3 separate regions of the Mus musculus genome follow, and regions 2 and 3 are each linked to region 1. Evidence: chromatin loops called from intact Hi-C (ENCODE). Cell type or tissue: gastrocnemius. All regions are shown on one strand. Region 1 holds the start of Tmem87a (transmembrane protein 87A). Region 2 holds the start of Zfp106 (zinc finger protein 106). Region 3 holds the start of Capn3 (calpain 3).

Region 1 (8,000 bases):
AATATACATGGAAGCTGAACAATGCCCTACTCAATGAAAAGTTGGTTAAGGAAGAAATAAAGAAATTAGACTTTAATGAAATGAAGGCACAACATACCCAAACTTATGGACACAATGAAAGCAGTGCTAAGAGGAAAACTCATAGCTCTGAGTGCCTCCATAAAGAAACTGGAGAGAGCATAGCAGTTTAACAGCACACCTGAAATTCCTAGAACAAAAAGAAGCAAATACACCCAAGAGGTGTAGACAGCGGAAATAATCAAACCAAGGCTGAAACCAACCAAGTAGAAACAAAAAGAACTATAAAAAGAATCAACAAAACCAGGAGCTGGTTCTTTGAGAAAATCAACAAGATAGATACCCTTAGCCAGACTAACCAGAGGGCACAGAGGCAGTATCCAAATTAACAAAATCAGAAATGGAAAGGAGTGAGTTCGAAGCCAGCCTGGTCTACAGAGTGAGTTCCAGGACAGCCAGAACTATACAGAGAAACCCTGTCTCAAAGAGAGAGAGAGAGAGAGAGAGAGAGAGAGAGAGAGAGAGAGAGAGAGAGAGAGAGAGAGAGAGAGAGAGAGAGAGAGATAACAACAGAAACTGGGGAAAATTAAAAAAATCATCAGATCCTACCTCAAAAGTCTGTATTCAACAAAACTGGAAAATCTGGATGAAATGGACAAGTTTCTAGACAGATACCACATAACAAAGTTAAATCAGGATCAGATTAACCATCCAAATAGTCCCATAACCCTTAAAGAAATAAAAGCAGTCATTAAAAGTCTCCCAATGAAAAAAAAAGCCCAGGACCAGCTGGGTTTAATGTAGAATTCTATCAGACCTTCAAAGAAGACCTAATACCAATACTCTTCAAACTATTCCACAAAATAGAACGGAACACTACCCAATTTGTTCTGTGAAGCCACAGTTAGACTGATACCAAAACCACACAAAGACCCAACAAAGAAAGAGAACTTCACCAATTTCCCTTATGAATATCAATGCAAAAATACTCAACAAAATTCTCACAAACTAAATCCAAGGACACATCAAAATGATCATTCACCATGATCAAGTAGGCTTCATCCCAGGGGTGCAGGGATGGTTCAATATACAGAAATCCATTAATGTAATCCACTATATAAACAAACTGAAAGAAAAGAAACTGTACTACAGAGCAATAATGATAAAAACTGCATGGTATTGTACAGTGACAGGCAGGTAGATCAATGGAATAGAACTGAAGACCCAGAAATGAACTCACACAAATGGTCACTTGATCTTTGACAAAGGAGTGAAAACCATCCAGTGGAAAAAAGACAGCATTTCCAACAAATGGTGCTGGTTCAACTGGCATCAACGTATAGAAGAATGCAAATAGATCCATTCTTATCTCCCTGTACAAGGCTCAAGTCCAAGTGGATCAAGGACCTCCACATTGTTTTTTAGTCTCAAATAGCCTCATAGAATGTTAAAGTAAGTATAAAAGACCCCTACAGAGGGAGATCTATCAATAGTCAACACATTTCAAGATTATTTACTCTTCAATCCAATAGCTGAATTCTTAGAAATCCTGCTTCTGTTGTTGTTTTGCTCTTGTTTTTCTTCAGTGCTAAGGATCAGGCCCAGAGCCTTGCACATAAGGAAGTGCTCTATGGCTGAACCACATTTCCAGCTCCACTCCTAGAAAACCATATTACAAATCACTCGTGTGTATAGGAAATGACATGCACAGCTCTTCATATGGTGGAACTCTCATAGCAAAAGATTAAGAAGAAACAACAGCCCAAGACTGTAACAAGTGGAACTGGAACCCAATAAATTATAATGCGTCTATCCAGTGGGATACTGTGAGCAGAGAGGAAAATCTCCAAGTCCTGAAGCAGAAGCTTTCCAGACTAAGATACAAAGCAGACAGTGAGGGGGCACAGAACAATGTATATGCGAATTTATTTGTAGGTATAAACAAAGAGGTGATATAAGAATATATAGTTACAAAGAACACTGGAAGAATACATAAGACATGAATAAATATGCTTATTTAAAGGGAGAAGAGAACTAGGATGAAAAAGCAGAGGTAGGAGTAATAATTTTAATCTATTTCTTTCTATGTGAGTTTCAAATCAACTAAGTTAATTATCTTTGAGAGGACACACATTTAAAATTATTTAAAAGTACTTAGGATTTTAAAATAAAACACAATTTAAATAATTGAATAGTAAATATTAGATTTCCTAGAGAGTATGACCTTATCCCCTCAGTTCTCAAAAGCCTAGTGGGAATAATTTGGGAATTCTGTAGAGAATTCCTTCTGGGTGAAGTATTTACTTACCTGTAGAATGCAATCTTGCCACAGTCTTTGAAAATAGTTTTATCCACTGCTTCATCTTCAACACTAAATCAGAAGACATTTTAAAGAAATATATTTTACATAAGAATTGTGAGCTCAATTTTTGTACCTTCCCTAATGATGGTACAAATGTTTGGAACTTATTCTGTACCCAAAACTGTGTCACTGCTGTAACATAAGACTTCATGGGGTGACAGAATGTGAGCTGCAGAACAATATCCTTTTGTAAAACTACCAACATGAATTACAAAATAGTTTCATAGGCGTGGTCTGAAGGCTATGGGAAAGGAGGAAGGCACTTTTAAGATAATAGCCACAACACCAAAACCTGAACTCTCAACCAAGCCAAACAAGCAACTTACTCTCCTATTTAAAGAGCAAAATATTTTCAGGACATATACTTCCAGAGAGTTTAGACCTGAAGACACAGTGTACCTAAATGTTCTATTAAAGTCTAACATACAACTGCAAGATAAGGCTCCGAATCCTTTTAAAAAAAGATATGTGCAGGTGCCAGAGTCAGAATAGAAACAAATACAGAAGAAGGAAAAACTGCTAAGAGGATTCCAACAATCTATAGGTTAATATTCTTTAACATCAAGTTTCCAGAACTGTATCTGGAATAAAATGTAAGAAGATATACATTACTACTATTTATATGTATTTTGACTAGCCTTTCTCTGGTTAAAACAACTATAAGCTATAAGGGGGTTGGAGGGTGAGGAGCACTCGCTTTGGTGAAGAGGTGTGGCTTTCTGCACCTGCAGTTAGTGAGTTCATGATTTTGAAAGAAGCTAAACTATAAAAACAGGTCGGGAGAGATAAAACACACCTAGTCATGCCAAGAAACTTTTATAGTGAAAAAAGAAAAAAAAAGAATAAGAAAAAAAAGAAAGAAATACCCTCATTAAACTCTGGTTTGGCACCGTTTATTTTAATCCAGTGTGCAAACATGAGGAGACCTTGCTGTCTTCCGTTTCCAGTTGAATGAGCCTTGGGGAGGGGCAGCCCGCTCAAAAATCCATTTAAGAGTTTGGAAGGCAACCTTTCCACTGTTAAACTTATCTAATCCTCCTGAAAGTACTTTATGAGAGGTTAGCTATTAACATTACCCAAATCCCCGCAGAACCAATAAAGAACGATGAAGCAAATAGCAAGCATTCAAGGAAGTGCTTTAAAACCTAAGTGAAGCCATCAAAGCTAGAAGGTTGTTTTTGGAGTCCGTTCTTGGGGGGAGCAATTGCCCTTTACCTGATTTCCTCTTTCTCAGCTGCTTCCATGGCACAAGGATGTTAACTCTGCCTGACTCCTAACTCTCAGGCCACAGTCTCAGGCGATCTTTAAAAAAACGGTGACAAGCAGGCTTGCTAAATTATAACCCGTACTTCATCACAGTCAAGAGTCCCCTTCGGGCAGAAGCCAATCTTAATTTTTTTTCATCTGGTATTATCTCAAGCGTAAACCAGCGTCTTTACAGGGATAAAGTACTTGGTAAATATTTCTAGGTTGAGAGTGGCTGATGAACTTTGCTTTTATTGGCGGAGATGTGCTCGCTGCCCTAGAGGTTAAAATCTAAGAGTGTGAGAAACAGGAAGCACCACCAATAAGGGTCAGTCTTAGTGGCTGTCACTCTACAATACCGAAAGCTGACCTGATCTCTCCTCACTTTTAGTTTCGAATGGGGAGTACAGTCTGGATCACTGCTGGACGCTGATGTCGCCTGTCAAACTATGCTGCAGCTGCCCCACAGTCTTTCAGGGTCAAAAGGGACTTTGGAGCTAATGAATCGTTTCTACTTCAGCCCCGTCACATTCCAGGCTCTGTTGCCACAGCTCGACAGCCAGAGAACTCAGTACTTGATGTCAATCATGCATCCAGTGTGCGCGCTTCTACAGACGTCTGGCCTGCGCCTGACCTTGACTTGGAAAGGATGAGGGGCGGGAAGAAGCAGGAAAAGCAAAGCCTTGGCCGCTGCACTGAGTTCCTTTAAGGGCTGGAAGAACAGAGGGAAGCACTAGACCTCAAAACTCTGCTAGTTCACCTCCAGGCCACGATCGCAGGGAAACAGGAGGACGCCTGCGCAGTAGACTCAAAGTTTCTGGGGCGCTCTGAGCGTCTGTGGGAAGAAGCACAGTTTCAAGGACCCGGATAATCCCGCCCACAAAGTAGCGCCGGAAGAGGGTGGGACGAGCCGGAAGAAGGCGGAACTACCTAGCCGGAAGAAGGCTCAATACTTTGGGTAGGCGCTTCATGGCTGTGAAGATGGCGGTGGCTGCGTGGCTTCAGGTGTCTCCTGTTATTTTTCTTCTTTTAGGGGCGCAGCCGTTCCCATTATCGTTTCTTGGTGCAGGTCCGGCACCCGTGTTTGCTGCAGATAGATCGAAGTGGCACATTCCGATGCCGTCGGTGAGTGTTGGGGTCGCTACTGAGCCTGAAGGGGGTAAGAGGTGGGGCTACGGTGGCCCAAGGGGTCCAGGAAGATTTCTGGAAAGTCGGGTTCCCAAAGTGAGTGGAATACCCAGAGCGTCCGTGTAGCTGCCGACGGGATCCCACCTGCCCTGAGCTGAGAGCTGAGCTATTTGCTGTAGGCGAGGAGTGTCAGGGGCCAAGCGTGTTCTTACCGGGAAAGTAACAGAACTTTAAGCATGGAACAGGAGAGAAACTTAATACACAGGGAGAGATAGTAGTTTCTCTTTCAGCTAGAATGTTACAAAATCCAGTACTAGGGCTGGATGAAAGGGAGATGTGAATAGAAGTCTTTATTTTTAACTCGTGTGTGTGTGTTTGTAAAAATAGTCCTACGGATGAAGGGTTTTGATTTGGTTTAAACTTGGAAACGTCTTTTGTGATTAGGGGACTTGGAGATTCAAAAATGCATTTTAACATGGGAATAGCCAAAACGAAACAATTCTAAAATGTTGTGTAGTAAGGATAGTCTTTTGTTTGGATAGTTAACTGATAAGTCGACCCATTTTAGAATCTCGTTTGACTTAGTACAGTACTTTGAACCAGAAAAACCAGATTTTGGTGAGAACTGCTTTAAAAACCATTAGCCATTTCGTTGACCTTTTTGCCTTTTTTTTTTTTTTGTCCTGTTCACTGTACATTTATATGGCAAATATTACAGGTTGTATTCATGTTGGTAAAGGGTTTTGGGCTTTGAGTTGTAGTTTTCTGTTTGTTACTGAAATGATTAATAGTTAAGTCCTTTTACATGTAAAAGTAAAACTGCTGAAAGTTTATTCAAAAGTCGGTTGTTCTGAGGGATGATTCGTGAGTAAAAAAGGAACTGTCCAGCTCAAGCCACTTTGAAGTTAGGTTGAAATTTGTAGCAGCCTCCCACTCAAGAGTCCCTGCTCTGTGGCCTGTAGGGAGCGGCAAGAGCCAATAGTTAGGATATGACTGACTTTCACTAAAGAAAATGTTGTTACTGTCTTTTTGATTAAGAAAATTTTGAATATTTTATAAATGTAGGTATTCATATTCTGCCTTGAAAATCGAAATGCCCTGATGTTAATTATCTTCCCTTTATCTTTTCAGGGGAAAGGTTATTTTAATTTTGGAAAGATTCTTTTCAGAAATACTACCATCTTACTGAAATGTGAGTTTCTAAACTTCATTGAGTTATTCGGATCTTTTAAACTTAGAAAATTATTCTCTACCCTAGTTTGCTTCTGTGTGCGCGCGCGCATTTGTGTGCATGTAGGAACATGTATGCATGTGTGTGAAGGTCAGAGGTCAGTTACTTGTGTCTTCCTCAGTTGCTGTCAGCCCTGTTTTTTGAGACAAGGACTCTCTCCTTGAACTTGGAGCTTGAGGTTTGGCTAGACTGGCTGACCAGCCAGCCTCAGGGATCTTCTTGCCCGCTTCTTTGGCACTGGAATTACAGGCATGGATTTTTACATGGATGCTAGGAATCTGAACTCAGGTGCTGATGCTTGCTGTGACAGGCAGGCATCTTACCAACAAAGCCATCTCCCTAGCCCCTTAATGTATTTTTAAGTCCAGAACTTTAATAACCTGGCACTGTTTAGATAAAAATATTTAATTTATAAGTCCTATCTGTGAGCAATATTCTGAGTACTTATATGAATTTTTATTGTCTTATTGTTTTTCAGTTTGCTGTTATGTATAGATACACTATTATATGTAGCTTATATTATATATTTGTATTACATACTTAATGTATACTTTATTGAATTCATATTGGCTGTATGTTATACAGTGTGTATGTATATTTATGTACATAAATTATATTTTTAATCATAGTTAAGTTGAATTATATTTAATTTTGTTTGTAGAGTGCTTACATCATTTTTAGATCTGTTCTGAGTCAGGACAAGATTTTGTGCTTGTGTGCTTGTTAGCTATTTACTGAAAACATGGCCCAAGATTGTGAGACCATTGACTAAGATACTCAGTATGTTTACCAAGGGAGTGTTTAACACTTCAAGGAACATTGAGTTCAAGGATATTACCAGGAAATAGGGACTGTATAGAAGAAAGCCAGTTTTTCTAGTGAGAGAAACAAAAGATCTGAAGCCAAACTGTGCTCTGTTTTTGAGATGGGGATAGTATTCTAGATCATCACTGTCATGTGACTTTGTTTGTTTGTTTGGAGACAGAGTTTTTCTCTGTAGCTTTGTGACTGTCTTGGAATTCACTCTGTACACCAGGCTAGCCTGGAACTCACCGAGATCCATCTATCTTTGCCCCTGCAAGTGCTGGGATTAAAGGTGGTGCACCACCACGGTCTACCAGGCTTCTCTGGTTTTTGAAATAGGTTCTTACTATGTAGCCCAAGGCCAGCCTTAGGTTCAGTTTCTCAAGTGCTAGGATTATTAGACATGAACTACTAAATCTTGGTTCATGTGTTTTGTTTTGTTTTGAGCATGCCTTTACCTTGAAAATGCAATTAAATTGGGTGATTGTATTCTTTAGTTTAATAAGTGGTTGTAAAATAACTTTTGTGTGCTGAGTACTTATAGGTACCAGAGAAGTGGTAGAAAAACTCTCTTCTGTCACTGGGCTTCCACTCCAGTGGGAGTGAAAGGAGCAGGTAAAATTCCTGTGAAGAATATACTCGTGATCCTTAGTTTTAATTGTCAACAGCACAACTCAGAGTAACTTGGGAAAAGAATCTCAATGAGGGGTTGTCTAGATCTGGTTGGTCAGTGGGTGTGTGTGTGGGATTGTGTTGATTATGTTAATCAGTGGGGGAAGTTCCAATCGAAATGTAAGCAGGGTTTGGGTCCTGAATTGTGTAGGAGAAATCTGAGTTGAACAGCATGAATGCATGCATTAATTCTCCCTCCGTGATTTGGGTGTGGATGTGATGTGATTAGCTGCCTCGAGTTCCTGCTGCCTTGACTTCACTCCAATGACTTTATACTAAAATAAACCCTTTCTTTCCCAAGTTATTTTTTGTCAGGATGTTTTTTCCAGCCACAGAAAAACACTTGGGATAATACCACATCTGTGAAAATGTCTCCTAATGACTTAAGTTGATTTGAACCAGTTTACTCTTGTCTTGTGAGGTTGGTTTTCTGGCTGTTACTCATAGCTGTGAGGAGTGGAAGCATGGAGTTGCTTAGCACAGCTTGAAGATTTGTGTTGTACTCCTCTATGTCTTTTCTAGTTTGTCTTTTTCTAATTT
Region 2 (8,000 bases), 160 kb before region 1:
GTAAAAATGAACTAAGACAGAAGCTGTCTTAGTTCTACTATTTAGACCATGATAGTTTCAAATCAGTCTGGGACCTCAAAATGGCTCAAGGGAAAAAGTGCCTGAAGCCAAGCCTGAATTTGAACCCTGGTATCCTCACGATAGAATGAAAGAAAGGACTCTTGCAAGCTCTCCTGACAGCCATATGTGTGCACACCCTCCCCCCCTACACACAAAAATGATAATTAAAATATAAAACAAACAACAACAAATACCCAGCAATACTCCTGCCTCTGGCTGCCAAATGTTAGGATAACAGGCAAAAGCTGACATGTTTTCAAATTTGGACCATTGCTTACTTAACTTTTATATGTTAGTTTCTTTTTCTTTTCTTTTCTTTTTTTTTTGCCTCTTTTTTAAATTAGATATTTTCTTTATTTACATTTCAAATGCTATCCGGAAAGTTCCCTATACCCTCTCCCCGCCCTGCTCCCCTATCCACCCACTCCCACTTCTTGGCCCTGGCATTGCCCTGTACTAGGGTATATAAAGTTTACAAGACCAAGGGGCCTCTCTTCCCACTGATGGCCAACTAGGCCGCCATCTGCTACATATGCAGCTAGAGACACAAGCTCTGGGGATACTGGTTAGTTCATATTGTTGTTCCACCTATAGGGTTGCAGACCCCTCCAGCTCCTTGGGTGCTTTCTCTAGCTCCTCCATTGGGGGCCCTGTGTTCCATCCTATAGATGACTGTGAGCATCCACTTCTGTATTTGCCAGGCACTGGCATAGCCTCACACGAGACAGCTATATCAGAGTCCTTTCAGCAAAACCTTGCTAGCGTATGCAATAGTGTCTGGGTTTGGTGGCTGATTATGGGATGGATCCCTATATTTTAGTTTCTTAATTGAATAAGAGTAATCATGCTTAAATCCAGTAAATATTACATGGTTCATTCATGCAAAATATAACAGCACCTATCCCTAGGAGAGCAGCTCTCAGAGGAAAGCGTAAGTAGCATGCAGGAGGGAACCTAGGTTTAATCTTCAAGTACCAAATGCCAAAACAAAACAGTGCCTAGAACAGTGTTCAATATGGTTTATATGTATGTGTATGTATGTATGTATGTATGTATGTGTGTGTGTGTGTGTGTGTGTATATATATATATATATATATATATATATATATATATTCATTTTGTCCTGGTCTAAACAGTACCAGCTTCTATCTTTTTTTGTTTGTTTTTTTTTTTTTTTTCGAGACAGGGTTTCTCTGTGTAGTCCTGGCTGTCCTGGAACTCACCCTGTAGACCAGGCTGGCCTCGAACTCAGAAATCTGCCAGCCTCTGCCTCCCGAGTGCTGGGATTAAAGGCGTGCGTTACCACCGCCCGGCACCAGCTTCTATCTTAGTTCATTTTTACTATTCCTGGAACAAAGGACCATGAACATGGCAACTTACACAAGAAACCATTTATCCGACCATCATGGCCAAGGAGCACAGAAGCAAGCAGAGGGAGCTTGAGCAATAGCTGAGAGCTCAGATCTCTCAACCACCAGGTTGAGAGAACTAACTGGGAGACATATATTTAATATAGGTCTATTGTTTAATTGTTGTTTTGAGATGAGGTTTCATGAGGTTGCTGAGGCTGGCTTATATAACCCCGTCTCAGAAGTATTAAATATGTGATTATGGAGCACTGTCCTCAGAGCATAAATAAGCATTACCATCTTAATCAGAACAACTGGAATTACTCACAAAAGACTCTCAGGATTGGGGCCTGTTGACAGAGGACAGGGTGTCACTAGATACTCACCTGGGACTCCAGCTACCCACTCCCAATTCTGGCCCAGTCTCACTTGGTTTTATGGTTGCTACAATGTAGAAAGGAGACCCCACCCCCAACAAGAAGCCACCTAAAAAGCAAAATGAAACAAGAAGTCCTGCTAAGAATGATAATTATTTAAGGTACAGGCAAAGTTTAATCATTTAACTTACTTTAATATGGCCTGTCCCAGAAGCATGGTAAGAAAGTGTTTCCAATTTGCTATTATCTACTTGAATGTATTCTTTCGCATAACCTCTCACCAAAAGAACAAATAACAAGTGCTCAGGGAATTCCTTGGGCATCAACTTTGCCAGTAACAGAAATACTAACTTTTCTTACTTTGTCATGAAACAGCTTTCACAAATTTGAACTTCAAAGGACTTAAGCTTTGTGTGTGTGTGTGTGTGTGTGTGTGTGTGTGTGTGTGTGTGTGTGTGTGTGTGCATGCCTTTAATTTCAGCACTTGAGAGACTGAGGCAAGCAGATCTCTGAATTCCAGGCCAGCCTGAGCTACATAGTGAGATCATGTCTTTTAAAAAAAAAATGCTTTAACAAGTAATGCCTCATTGGACCAAACTGACCTCGAACTCACAGATATCCATCTGCCTCTGTCTCCTAAGTACTGGGACTAAAGGTGTGCACCACTACTGCCCAGGGCCTCACAGAATTTATGCATAGTATTTTCCAAGAAAAAGAAGAACGTGAGAAGGATCTATTTTACCTTGCTATGACTGAACTACTAGCATTTTACCAGGATATCTCAAAACCCTCTTAAAAGGCAGCAGGGCAAATGAAGTTATTTCGATCCTTAAAAAATATCTTCAAGTAAGAAACTATACTATTTTCACAAGTAAGATACTTATTTTCTTCAAGTAAGAAACTATACTATTTTCTGAGAACACTTGTCAAAAGCTGCCAGTTTCTAAACTCTTCTGCAATCCCATCCGTGCCCCCAGCCCAAACCTACCCAAATGACAAACAGCAAAAAGGAAAGATCTTTTTCCTCAACTCGGTTGTTTTTCGCTTCCTCTACCGCCAGTTTGCTTTTCCAAATAGTGCAGTGACTAATGATTAAGGACGAAGGAAAGAAGTGTAACAGTACTTTAAAATACTTTCCTCACACACAAACCGAATTGAGGAAAAAAAAAATCATCTTTTGACTGACCATATTCTTGGCGCTTTCCCACGGGGAAGCCTCAAGATAAGCAGGGAATTTCCTAGACAGTGGAGCCTGCAACGCCAGGACCCTCGGGGTCATTCTTCTAACAACCATTTCAGAACTATGTGTTCATTAGGGCCACCAGCCAGACAGTCTGTTAATACTAACGAGAAACATCGTGAGGCTGAAGGTGAGGGACGAGGAGCCGAACCACCCAAGTCCAGGGCACCACCATAGCGCCTCCCTTCCTGCGAGGGCTCGCGCTGGTCGCCAACGCCTGGCGATCTCCTTCTCGGCCCAATCCACCAAGGACTGGCCGGAGCTCTCTTCTCCCCTCAAGTCCGACCCCCAAAACGTTGGACCACCACCACCACCACCCTTTTTCTCCTTGGGATATCATCCTACCTGTCCCGCTGACTAGTTCCCTCAGCTACTTTCCAGAAGCCTCACCCGGCGGCTCCGGCCACTCCTCTCCAGCCTCCACAGTTCTCGGACTCTAGAAGATCGGACAGGGTGCGCGCTCCCTCGCGCGCATGCGCCCGGAGGACTTGTGCGCCTGCGCAGTCGCAGGGCGCCGCGGGGCAGACACACCTCTACCACTGGAGCCAATCGCCGCGGAGAGGGTGTTAAATCTCCTGCCACGCAGGCGGAGATCCTGGGAAGTCACCCGTTAACCCTACAGATTCTCCCCGGGAGGAGTTCTTCCAACTATCATCCCTGAAGGCAGCCTTGCACGGGACGCTTTAGTGTTTGAAAGACTAGGAAAAACTCGCGACTGCCAAAGTCTACAGGGTGTTTTGGCCCGTTTAAACCAGGGAAATAGATGCGTAAATACCTTTCAGTTAACAGAATACGGTCACAGGAATTCCGAAGCAGCTTTGGCCAACAATGAACAAAACATTTATTTTGAGGAATGTCTGAAGGATTGACACAGGAAGTTACTCTTAAAGTCACGAAGGATATGATAAGTAGGAGTACTTCGGAAGTCTACGAGATAAAGAGTTTTCCAGGCAGTGGGAACAACAACAACAACGCAGCGCCTTCTGGAAGTTTCTTGTTAGAAGTTTAAGAGTTCGCTTTCTGAGACAAAAGAAAATGTGAAGACGTGGTAGCTCACATTGTGTAATCCTCAGGCTATCAGAAACTGAGGCTGGAGGATCACTTGACCTCTGGAATGTAAAGCCAAACTGATAACTTAGTGAGATCCTATTTCAGAGTACAGTCTATCACTGGGTTGGGGGGGAGAATGGAAGAGCCCTTTTAGCCCCGAGACCACCGCCATCAGGGCTGAGGATCAAGCTAGATCTTTAAAGGTCTTGTAAAATTTGGAATAATAAACCTAGGATTCGTTTTATACCCATTGAGTTACTGAAGGATTTTAAACAACTTGCCCCAAAAATTCTTCCAAGCATCTCTAAGAGTAAAGCAAAACAAATAAATAATATATAAATAAAAATATATATAAATAAATAAAAAGCTGGCAATATAGGGAATAAAAACTATTTCATAGAAATAGCCTCTTCTTAAGAGATAGAAGAAGTCTGAGAAATATCATTTGAATTTAATACCAAGGGATTGGTGATAGTTGACAGACATTGCAATAGTTTGGAGAAGAGAGAGACATGGGGACATTATAAAATGCTTTTGGAAACTTTGGCTTTTGTCAGAGGAAAAGGAAGAATAATGTATCTTATTCGTTTTTATTTTGTTAGGATGAAGACAGGAGGAAAAAAAAAAACCCAGATGAGAGAAACAGTTGAATTAAAAAAAAAATCAAGGGTGAGGTTGAGTAAAGATCGTGATTGGGTTAGAGCTTCAGTAGTCAAACCTCAGATGAGAGTTGGTGGTGTACACCGACAATCCTGGCACCAAAGGGGATCTTTGTGAGTTTGAAGCCAGCCCAGTTTACAAAGTAATTCTTTGTCTCAAAAGTAAATAAATAAAATTATGGGCTGGAAAGGTAGCTGTTCTTCCACAGGACATAAACTCAGTTTCCAACACCCACCTGGTAGGTAGCTCACGACTATCTGTAATTCCAGTTCCAGGGGATCCAAACCTTCCTCTGGCTTCCACAGGCACATATACAAGGATGGTACACAGACAATCATGCAGGCTAAATACCCATACAAATAAAATATAATAAAAAAAATCAATACTGATAGGAGGTTTAGATAGTGGTTAAAACCCATAATCTCAGCATCAGGAGGTGGAGAGGCAGATTAGAAATACAAAATCATCACCGACTATGACAATATAGTGATGTTGAGGTTAACATTAGCAACCAGAGACCCTGCCTCAAACAATAAAGCCGAGAGGGCTGAGGCTGCCAAGAAGGCTCAGCAAATAAAGCACTAGTTCTCAAGCCTAAGGGCCTCGTTGATTTTGATCCCTAATTTTGATTCCATATAGTTGCAGGTCCTCTGACTTCTCTATATGAGCACTGGGTGAAGCATGTTGCCATACACACACACACAAATACATAGATATACATATATATAAAACCCAAGACACTAAGCAGAAAGGAACATTCATGGAAGAGAGACTAACCCTCACAGAGTTGGGGGAAGGAGGAGTATTCTCAATGATAATGACAAAATTTATTTGTAAGCCTGTATGTTTAGAAACAGGAAGTTAACTTTTCTGGGAAGTCAGAAACGGACCCTTTGCTGATTAGAAAAGTGGCTGCAACTTTAAGGAAATTGAGAAGCGTTGGGGTGTTGTAGAATGTGATAGACAGAGATAAGCACTATTAAGGCCTGTAGCAATGAACTCAGAAGTTTGTTTTGTTAGTCTTTCTTAAATCATTTCTTGAGGGCAGGGAGAGAGAAAATATATGGCTGAATACAGTTAGGATTGGGATAATTGCATATGTATCAAAAGATGGCCTAGTCGGCCATCACTGGAAAGAGAGGCCCATTGGACACACAAACTTTATATGCCCCAGAACAGGGGAACGCCAGGGCCAAAAAGGGGGAGTGGGCGGGTAGGGGAATGGGGGTGGGTGGGTATGGGGGACTTTTGGTATAGCATTGGAAATGTAAATGAGCTAAATACCTAATAAAAAATGGAAAGAAAAAAAAAGGATTGGGATAATTATGGATGTAATACTGTAGTTCTCAATTAGGGACATTTTTTGCCCTCCAGGGGGACACTGGGCAGGGTCTAGAGAGTTGGGGGAACATTATCTTAGAATGCACTAGACAGCAACTGGTAACAGTTATCTGCTTCAAACTGTAAATGTTGCCTGGCATGGTGGCGCGTGCCTTTAATCCCAGCACTTGGGAGGCAGAGGAAGGCGGATTTCTGAGTTCAAGGCCAGCCTGGTCTACAAAGTGAGATCCAGGATAGCCAGGGCTACACAGAGAAACCCTGTCTCGAAAAACAAACAAACAAACAAACAAACAAACAAAACAAAGCAAAGCAAAGCAAAAACAAAAACAAAAACCTGTCAATGTTGTGAAATCCTGGTCTATGGTTATTTTGGTCCTCACTTATATTGGCATTTCTTGAACTATGTCTCTGAACTTAGAGCAAAGCACTTCTGTATGTAATCTCCCTTAAAGGGGAAGTAGAAAAAGCAGCCTAGCAGACCTTAAATGCTTTAAGGACTTGTGATGTCACAAATACACAATTGGAAGAATTCCCTAAACCTTTAGAAGGAATCTGGATTTACACATAAATGAAGGTAGCTGTTTATTTTGATTTGAGGCTTTAACGTATTTATTTATTTATTTAGGTTTTTCGACAAAGGGTTTCTCTGTGTAGCCCTGGCTGTCCTGGAACTCATTCTGTAGACCAGGCTGGCCTAGAACTCAGAAATCTGCCTGCCTCTGCCTCCCAAGTGCTGGGGTTAAAGGTGTGCGCCATCACTGCCTGGCTAGGCTAAGATTTAAATTGAGTTCTGTCCTTTGTTGAAACAGTATCACATTGTAGCCCAGGAACTATGTAACAGCTTTGCCTAGCCTTGAACTCCCGTTACACTCTGCTCTCAACCTCCAGAAGCAGAGGTGAGCTACCATGCCTAACTTGGAATCTATCTGTTCCAAAGTTTCACAAGGAAGGAATAGTTTTGAAATGTAGTCAAGACACTGCCACAGCTTATGGTGGAGGGCTTAGAAAGTAGGGGAAGTCCAGAAAGAGCTTGGAAAATGGGGAAAACAAACAAACAAACAAACAAACCAAGAAAAAGAAGGTGCAGCCAATTGGTTTGTGCAAAAGACCTATCTGGGCTCTTCATCCTTTTTGAGTAAGGCCACTTGTCTGGTGTCCGTTGTTCACTTCTTATGTTCAAATAAAGCTAGATGGTTGAAAAGGGCGGATGGAGTGGGAGGGGAGAGGGAGCGTGCTGAGTTGCGTGCGCCTGCGCGCTTGCGCGATGGTGGTAGTAGCGGCGGCGGCGGCGGCGTCAGTGCCCGGCGGGGAGCGGGTCCCGGGCCGCCGCCGGACCGGAGGCTAAGGGGGCGTCTGGGAGCTCCCTCGCCGGGTCCTCGGCGGCCAGATGGCGTAGGAAGGTCGGGCTGTGAGTGTGAGTAAGGAGGATGCGGCCTGGTTGGGCGTATCGGAGCCCGAGGGTCTGCCCCCTGGACAGGTGGTGGAGCTGCGCCTGCATGCGACCACGCTACGATGCCCCTTCTGACCTGTGTGGGTTTAGGGTTTATTGGCGAGCGGTGCGTCTGGCTTCTGGGCACAGATTCCAGCAAGGGCAATCCGATTCTGTTCGCAACCCAGACTGGACGCGTGGCTCCAGGTTTTTGACCTTTGGGGCAGGCCCTGACCTCTGTCGGCATGGGGTCTAGTCTAGGAGGAATCTCAGCCTTAGTTTAAAAGCTGTAGGTTTCAGGCCAGGGCCATCTCTAGCCTTCCGAGACTAACAGTGTCGCCTCTTTTTCCTGCTTTTGAGGACTCTACTTGTGGGATGCGTCTTAGCAATGTAGTAGCAACTAGTGGAACGGTATGTGTCCATTTAATATTTAGTACGATTTTGGTGCGTAGTGTGGAGAGGAGATTATTGCACCGCCTCCCGTTTCAGTCTG
Region 3 (8,000 bases), 60 kb before region 1:
AGAGGACACCACTGGATACCTTTACTGTTGTCTGGGTTGTAACCAGATGACTTCCCGCTAGACATGAAAAGCTTTCCAATATGGAAATTACAGCATGTGTGTGTGGAAGGAGAACTCCTTTGCCCTTCTGACTCTTCATGTCAGGAGGAAAGCCAACTACCTCAGACCTTTGACAGTTGTTCTTCAACATTTTGCTCCTGGACTTACATGGAGTGTTTAATAGCAGTTTTCATGCTGTACTGAGTGGCACTGTGGAGTGGCCAGGATGCTTCCCAAGTGTGAGAGGTCCTGGGGCATCCATGGAGACTCACACAGGTCTTCAACCCACAGCCTCTCAGTGGCAGGGTCTCCTCCTCTGTCTCCCCCACTCCAGAGCTCAGTGAAGCCTGGGCATTTTCTCTCACTTTGTTTTTCTCCATTCCAGAGCTTTCTAACACTGGCAAGCTGGCTCAGCACTGCCACTTCAAGACAGGATGCAGAGCAAGTCTGCCCTTTCCCAAAAGGTTACTGGTCTCAAGTATTTCACAGCTTCAGTGGCTGTTAGGCCATAGAGAATGGCAGGAGCAGTGTGTGTGTGTGTGTGTGTGTGTGTGTGTGTGCATGCACCTCAGGCTTTCCCTAGTCCAATTCCAGTGCAGTCTACCTTTCACTCTTGTTATATATCAACCAGCTGATCCTTTTCTTTCCTTTTTCCCTTTAGAAAACAATCATGTTTGCCTCCTTTAAGAAAAGCACTCAGGCTGGGCAGTGGTGGCGCACACCTTTGATCCCAGCACTTGGGAGGCAGAGGCAGGCAGATTTCTGAGTTTGAGGCCAGCCTGGTCTACAAAGTGAGTTCCAGGACTGCCAGGACTACACAGAGAAACCTTGTCTCAAAAAACCAAAAACCAAAAACCAAAAAAAAAAAAAAAAAAAGCACCCTGTATTTTGTTGTTGTTAACTTGTTTTTGTTTGTATTTAAGTGACAAGATCCTCATATTGCCCAGGTTGGCCTCAAACTTGAGAGTGTCAGCAGCCCTCCTGCCTCAGCTTCCTCAGTAGCTAGGAAGCCCCCTCGGTAGTAGTAGGCAGGTACCCACGAGCCTGGCTCAAGTACTCTTTATGTAATTATAATGCAGGCTGGAGAGATGGCTCATAGGTTAAAGAGCACATACTACTTTTGCAAAGGATGTGTGTTCAGTTATCAGGCAGCTTACAACAGCAACAGCCAGTGAGTCCATCTTCAGCTGCCTTCTTCTGGACTCTGCATGAACCTATAGTTATGGGATTACACACACACTCTCTCTCTCTCTCTCTCTCTCTCTCTCTCTCTCTCTCTCTCTTTCTCCCTCTCTCTCCCTCTCTCTTTCTCCCTCTCTCTCATTCTCCCATTTGTGTTTCCTCTTGACAGAACATTTCTGCTATGGTAAGGATTCAGAGAGGAAGTACATCTGCTAAAGACATGCAAACAATCAGACAAATTCTCTCAGGAACAAGACTCCTGATGCCCAGAGTGTATTTAGCTGTTGTTTGCATTCCTGTAATAACTGCCTTGGGGCTGGGGATGAGTTACTTCAGCCCAGATAGTGAAGATCCTGGAAGGGGCATAAGGATGGCAGGAAGCCTGCAGGTCACACAGAGAGCAGCAGAATCTAGCCAAGGTGGCTGAATTCATGCTGGTGGGCAAGAGTCTCATGAGTCTCTTTTCCCACCCACTGCAGTACTTCCCTCATATTTCCCTCCACAGTGCTGAAGCCACAGTTGATCTTACACCACCAGGCTTCCTTCCAAAGTGCTTGGTGGGGTGAGGGGATGGCCATTACCCGCTATGGACTTGGAGATCAAGCAATGCTAGGCTGAACACCTCAACTCGGTAACACATGGTTGTTGATTAGTGGCAGCTTAGGAAACTCATTTAAACGTCACCTTTGGAGCCTAATTCAAGAAATGTCCAGTTATGGTAATAAGCAGTAGGTCTCCTGAATGGAGGACTGAGGGGCTTCTGTCTGACTGGAGGCTTCCTTCAGGCACAGGTGTCAGCAGCTAGGGAACTAGCGAGGTGAAGGAGTGAAGGTTAGACAGTTGGGCAGAGCAAATTTAGCTGGATGTGGGCTTAAAACACTAACAGCAGGCAGCAGGGAGTAGATATGCCAGCGAAACGAAGCCCTCATCTCCTCCTTTTCCTCATAGGACATGCTTCTTCATACTCTAAGGCCTGACAGAGGTTACTATATCCAAGGAAATGTTTGGGAGAACAAATGTTTCCAAGAAGGGTTATATTTTAGAAAGTTCTGGAGCCATTTCAATATACATAAGTTCTTTGCACTTTCTGGGTCATAATCATGTAAAGCGAAGGGTTTGGATAACACTTCCCTGACCCGTTCCAACTCTGCCCACCTCTAAACCCATTTTAGAATGTTAATACAAGTATGTCCTGACCTTTAATTTTATATGTACATATGTATGTGTGCCTGAGTGCATGAATGTGTGCTGGTGCCTGCAGAGATCACAAGAGGCACTGGATCCCTGGGAATTGGAGTCTCACAGCTGTGAGCCACCACATGTAGGTGCTGGGAACCAAACACACGTTCTCTTCAAGAGCAGGAAGTGCTCTTAATCACTGAGTCATCTCTCCAACCCACTGATCTTAACCATGGAGGGACAAATGGCATTTTAACCAAGATGGTTTGAAAATTCAGGATCTTTGTTGTTGGTGGTGGTGAGAGGGGAAGAATATCAAACAGCCAGGTCTCTTGGAGCATACTGGTCCATATGAGCTCATAGACCAGTCACTGCCACAGAACATTGCAGATTTGCAAATCTAGCTTTTAGGTTCAAAGCCACCAGTGATTTTAGTAAAAACAGTGTTTGTAGGTTTTGGTCCCTTTGCCCCTTGAGTACAATTAGACAAAGCTTCTAGGGGTTCCCTACTTTGGAAGGCAGGGCTGTCCTGGGTAGACCCTTAGATGTGGGTATTCATTTGCTACCAGCATCTGTATCTTATTATGTTCAGAATATGTACAGGGTCTACGAATGACCACAAACAGACCCTGCTCTCAGCACCAGGAGAGGTGAGAGAAGTTGAGGGAAGTGACATTGAAGTAGAGAATGCAAGGCAGAGCCAATCAACCAAACCCTAGTAGGGCACTGCAGCCAGATGTTCCACTGCAGCCAGATGTTCCGCTACAGCATTTAGAGAAGAGAGTGAAGGTGAGAGGTCAGGCACGGGTCTGCTTGAGAAGGGCTGTGCTCAGTGAGGCAGTTTGAACTTATGCTGCAGGTAGTGGGGGCTGAGCGGGGTGGGGGGGCACAGTGTGTCTAAGCGCATTGCTTGGGTTGTCCACCTTGGCTTGGGACCTCACACATGTTAGGTGTGTGCTGAGCTACACCCAGCCTACTGCAGCCTGCTCTTCTAAGCTGAGGACATTCATGACAGCCATGGATGGGACTTACCAAAGGACAGCAGAAGGGGACAGGAGACAGCTCTAGTTAGTAAATAGAGAAAAACATGGCCAATGAATCCTGTGAAGAGCCCAGCATCACTTCTTTGTGAAAGGTTTCTCACCCCTGACCTGGCCTGCTCTCTTTGATCCCATCCACTCTGTGATGACAGAGTCCTGGTGACCACTGGACCTAAATGTCCACATTCTCCTCAAGACTCTAGTCTTCGCAACAGTGTAAGTTGTGGTCTCTTGTTCACAACACTCCTCCTAGTAACTTGCCCAGTATGTGAAGCTAGTGGACCTGCAACATCTATTTCTCCCTCTTTTCTGTGATTATTTTTTCTCTCTTCCCCTTTTTATGTTTATTTACTGACTGGTTAGCAGTGCCAGAGATTGCACAAGCGGCCTCTGACATGCTAAGTAGAACTCTACCACTAAGTGTTACTCCTAGCCCCAGATTGTTTTGTGACTAAAATGTTTCTTGTTTCAAAAACAAGAGTCACATTGGAGGCACTATGAGAGAAGGGAGCCAGGGAAACATAATTTCCCTTCTGGTGGGTCCCTAGCAAGCAGGGTTTCATTCAGGTTCTGTCATATGCTCAGTCTATTGCTGGGTTTTGGCATCCTAATTTATGCAGTGAGGTATAAAGGCAAAAATTCTTCTAGTCTCAATGTTATGTTATAAAAAGTAGTCTTTGCCTCTCTCCTCTTTCCCTGGCTTCTGTGTTTCAGAAATCCACGGTCCCTGGCAAATGTCCAAAACAAAAAGAACAGCATCTCATGATTTTAGCCTGAGAAATGGAAGACGTCTCAATATAGTGAGGCAGAGAGTATAGCTCTGGCCACCGTGGCACTGATTCTGGGGAAAGGATGGCCATTTTAAAGATAAATTTAGGATCTAATTACTTTCATGAACAGCAGAAAGCGAGAAAGTGTGAGAGAAGCAGCCCTGACCCTGTCCTCTTAGACTTTCTTAGACTTGACCCTGTCCTCTCCTTTTTGCACTTGCAGCCAGAGCCCTGGCCCCTGCCAGGATCCTTCCCCGTGTCCATGTGCCCAGCTGTGCTTGGGGAGGTGCTGAGTGGGAGGACGTCTCTGAAGCAAACTCCAGCCAGCTACAAAACCAGTAAGCTACTCACCGGAGGTCTCTTCCAGACGAACTGGATGGGGAACTTCTGACTGTAAAAGAGAGAGGTCTCATCCGGTGGGAACTCGGGGTCTAGATAAAGAACTTTCTTCTCTAGGCACTTCCTGCGGAGCTGCTCAAATGTCTTCTCTTTCACACCGATGATCGGAAAATTGCGGCTAATGATGGCCGAATAGATGCCACTTGGGTGTCCACCTCCAGCCTCGGTGGTCTTGCCTTGAGCTGGGTGAGGAACTGGCCCTGGGGACCTGGGCTCAGCCCCCGTCCTTGGGGCCACAGTTGGACTAATAACAGTTGGCATGGCAGGCAACTTTGGAAGGAAGACTTTTTAAAGAAAATGAGATTCAGCTACCTTCAAGGAAAGGAAGTGATTACAAAGCTGAAGTTGAAGTGATTCTGTCATCTGAGGAAAAAAATGGCCACAGTCTCTTCAAAGTTTAAATCCTATCAGAAAACTGACTGGCTTCTGACCAGCTCAAATAGTGAACTATGACCCTAGAGCGATAGGTTTTCCTGAGGAAGAGTCAATAAAGGATTTAGACGCAGTTTCTACCTAGTGGCCTTCAGCAGCGCACTTGCCAGAGGGAGAAGAAGAGAGTGAGGGTTGTGTTTCAGTGGCCTGTAGAAGCTTAAGCCAGGAAAACTAAAAATAGACATGAAGTGAGGTTGTGATCATGAAAGCCACAGACTGGTGCGTGGCTAGACTGAGTGGTCGCGAAGGACCTAGCTGGAGGTATTTCTGCATTGACATTAAGAACTCGGCTTGTCAAGAAGTGAGAGTGTCTGAGACAGCTGAACACCAGAAATCAGCAAAGTGTGTAAAGGACTAGGCAGTCATGCAGGCTACTGAAGCAGCAGCCGCTGGATACATGGAAAACAGTATTTTAGAGCCAGTATCTTTTCTAGAATGTTCTGGAGTCGGCTTTCAGTCCAACTGGGTAGAAAATGCCACTCAGCAGAATTTCCAGTCAAGGAAATTCCTCTCTTCATGCCCACTGGACACACTGAGATCAAGTCGACTACATAATGTGTATCCTAGTAGATTGTTGACTAGATCATTTAGCTACACCACATCAGCATCCAGACAGAACTGGAAATAGAGCCAGGGTAGTGTCAAGTCCTTAGATGTCGTGTCTAGTGAAGACTCAGGGCTTTTAAATGGAAACCAAAGTGGCCTGGGGGAGGGAGCTGATGGCCCGGCTTCTGTTTTTGTTTGTTTGTTTGTTTGTTTTGTTTTTGTTTTTGTTTTACCATGGTAGTTGCTCTCTGGGTCATAATGAAATGGCTATATCTGATATCTGGCAGAGTAGAGGCTTGACCCAGCTTGCAGCTGTGCCTGTTCCTAAGTGACCATCCCTATAGATCCAAGTTTAGAAGACAGGAAAGGGTGGGAGATGACAGCTGAAATGGGGGCATAGGGCAGGAAAGATGGCTCAGTGGTAAAGCACTTGCTGTGTAAGTGTAGGGATTTGAGCTCCCACTTAAAACTAGGTGCAGTAGAATGTTTGCCATTCCAGAGCATCCACAGTGAGATGGGAGGCACAGGCAGGAAAAGCTGTAGAGGCATGGGCAGGTTGTTGGCCTATGCAGCAGAAAACAACAAAAAGACCGCGTTTCACCATGTCTCAAATAAGGTGGAAGGCAAGGACCAACACCCCAGGCTGTCCTCCTCTGTGTGGCATGGCACACGTGATCATGTGGATGCCTATACTCACACACACAAACATGTACACACATATATATATATACATGTCTCTCTCTCTCTCTCTCTCTCTCTCTCTCTCTCACACACACACATACACACACAATGAAAGAGAGCATGGGCTCATAATTCCTGGCAGTGTAACTTGAAGGAACCCTATGACTCAGCTATTGGAATCACCAGTTTATCTTCCTGTCCCTCCAAGAAAATGCTCAAGGTATCTTCTACTCCTGAAGAAGAACAGAGTTGCGCAGTCTCTGAAGGTTGACTGTCGAGGATCAAAGTCTAGGTTGACGTCTGCTGGCTGTGACTGTGTAGCTTTAGCCTCGTTACCTTTCTTCCTCTGAGCCAGTCTTCTCTCGTGTAAAGTGGGTTTGATAGTCATTCTGTTGTTGGGTTGGTGTAAGGATTAAACAAGTAAACTCATGTGATGCATTTAAAATGCTGTTAGGGTGTCCTAAGCACTCAGCAAGAGGTTAGAAAGAAGACTGAATTTAATATTCCTTTGGGGTTAGGTTGGGTCGAATGACCATTCTTACAGTGTCAATCAGCTATCTATCACTATAACAAGATGAATGAGATAACCAACTTATATAGACAAAAGGGCATTTTGGCTCACAGTTTTAGAGTCTTTAGCCCTTATAAATTAGCTCCATTCTTCTGCGCCTGCAAAGAGGCAGAGCATCATGGGAGAATCTTGTGGCAAAGCAAAAGCATCTACCCCATGACCAGGAAGCAAACAAAGAGGAAAAGCAAAGACCATGACCAAAAGCAGCTTGTAGAAGAGTTTATTTTGGCTCATGTTGCACAGGGAGAGTCCATGACAGCAAGGAAGACATTGCGGCACGTGCTGAAGTGGGAGGCCGAGAGAGATCACATCTCAACAGCACACAGGAAGCAGAGCAAGCAAATAGAAAACCGAGTGAGGCTATCACCCAAAGCCTGCCACGGACGACATACTTCCTCTAGCAAAGATGTACCCCCTAAGAGTTTCATAACCTCCCCTCACGGTGCCACCAACTGGGGACCTTCTGTTCAAACAGATGAGCCTATGGGGGGCAGGCGTTTTCATTCACACTGCCACAGTGGTATGACAGGTGTGAGAGGAATGTCACATGATCTTAAGGAGGATACACTCTAGTAGGGAAATACACAGTCCTGCTTGAAATACTAAGGCACATCCCTGAGGATGCAAAGTAGGGTACAATTATTTGTGGGGCAGCCTTTCAGAGAAAGACAAAATCACTGCCAGTGGGTACTCGGAGGTTGGGGGTGTCAGGTTAGAAATTTTCATGGAGAAGTAGGGCTTGGGTTGGGTCTGGAAGGATGGTAAGATCTCTATGGGTGGAGGCAAGGGACAGTATTGAGGCTAAGGAAAGAGAAGGCAGAACGGTGGCAGTTGAAAGTAGGTAGTAAGTGTAGTGAGAGGCTCTGATGCTGAGGAGCTGAGAGCACCCCAACAACAGCAGCAGCAGACAGCAGGAGCCTCCAGAGTCTCCAGAGCTATTCGAGCCCATGCCAAGCCATATTGGAGCCCAATGCGAAAGGAAGAGGCAGTAATACTGAGGTGTCTTTATTTAGAACCTTTTGTTAAGCCTGTAAGGGTTTTTTTTTTTTTTTTGGCATTCATTTTGATTTTTAAAGACAGAGTATTGGAATACTACTCCTTTTGGTTATTGGTCGTGCCTAAGACAAGTGCCAATCCCTGTGCTATTCTAGTCCCAGCCCT

The links. A loop is a pair of places that touch in the nucleus more often than their neighbours do. Peaks named below come from ENCODE experiments on the same cell type or tissue, not always from the same donor. Only the 100,000 strongest peaks of a DNase experiment are listed, where the experiment ranks them.
Region 2: a loop joins it to region 1, with 3 times the contacts of the local background. A loop is called at or near these places in 2 of 42 quality-filtered maps.
Region 3: it touches region 1 in a loop (5-fold over the local background); 2 of 42 quality-filtered maps call a loop at or near these places.

What each region holds. Positions count from the first base shown.
Region 1 is chr2:120,400,655-120,408,654 of GRCm38, reverse strand. It overlaps Tmem87a (transmembrane protein 87A), which reads left to right and starts at 4,539. Exons shown (of 20, transcript NM_001110496.1): 1 at 4,539-4,750; 2 at 5,885-5,945. The coding sequence starts at 4,595. It overlaps Ganc (glucosidase, alpha; neutral C), which reads right to left and starts at 4,759. Exons shown (of 24, transcript NM_172672.2): 1 at 3,596-4,759; 2 at 2,327-2,389. The coding sequence starts at 3,624. In gastrocnemius, no CTCF peak of the experiment used is centred here; DNase peaks (open chromatin) are centred at 4,489 and 4,775; H3K4me3 peaks cover 5,341 bases; H3K27ac peaks cover 5,931 bases.
Region 2 is chr2:120,563,179-120,571,178 of GRCm38, reverse strand. It overlaps Zfp106 (zinc finger protein 106), which reads left to right and starts at 7,320. Exons shown (of 22, transcript NM_011743.3): 1 at 7,320-7,492. Snap23 (synaptosomal-associated protein 23) reads right to left here and starts at 3,508. Exons shown (of 8, transcript NM_009222.3): 1 at 3,373-3,508. In gastrocnemius, no CTCF peak of the experiment used is centred here; DNase peaks (open chromatin) are centred at 3,526 and 7,342; H3K4me3 peaks cover 3,565 bases; H3K27ac peaks cover 3,440 bases.
Region 3 is chr2:120,460,743-120,468,742 of GRCm38, reverse strand. Ganc (glucosidase, alpha; neutral C) reads right to left here. Exons shown (of 24, transcript NM_172672.2): 24 at 7,877-8,000. Capn3 (calpain 3) reads right to left here and starts at 5,150. Exons shown (of 24, transcript NM_007601.3): 1 at 4,562-5,150. The coding sequence starts at 4,870. 4931402G19Rik (RIKEN cDNA 4931402G19 gene) reads left to right here. Exons shown (of 5, transcript NR_040608.1): 2 at 4,434-4,548. In gastrocnemius, no CTCF peak of the experiment used is centred here; a DNase peak (open chromatin) is centred at 4,472; H3K4me3 peaks cover 6,152 bases; H3K27ac peaks cover 8,000 bases.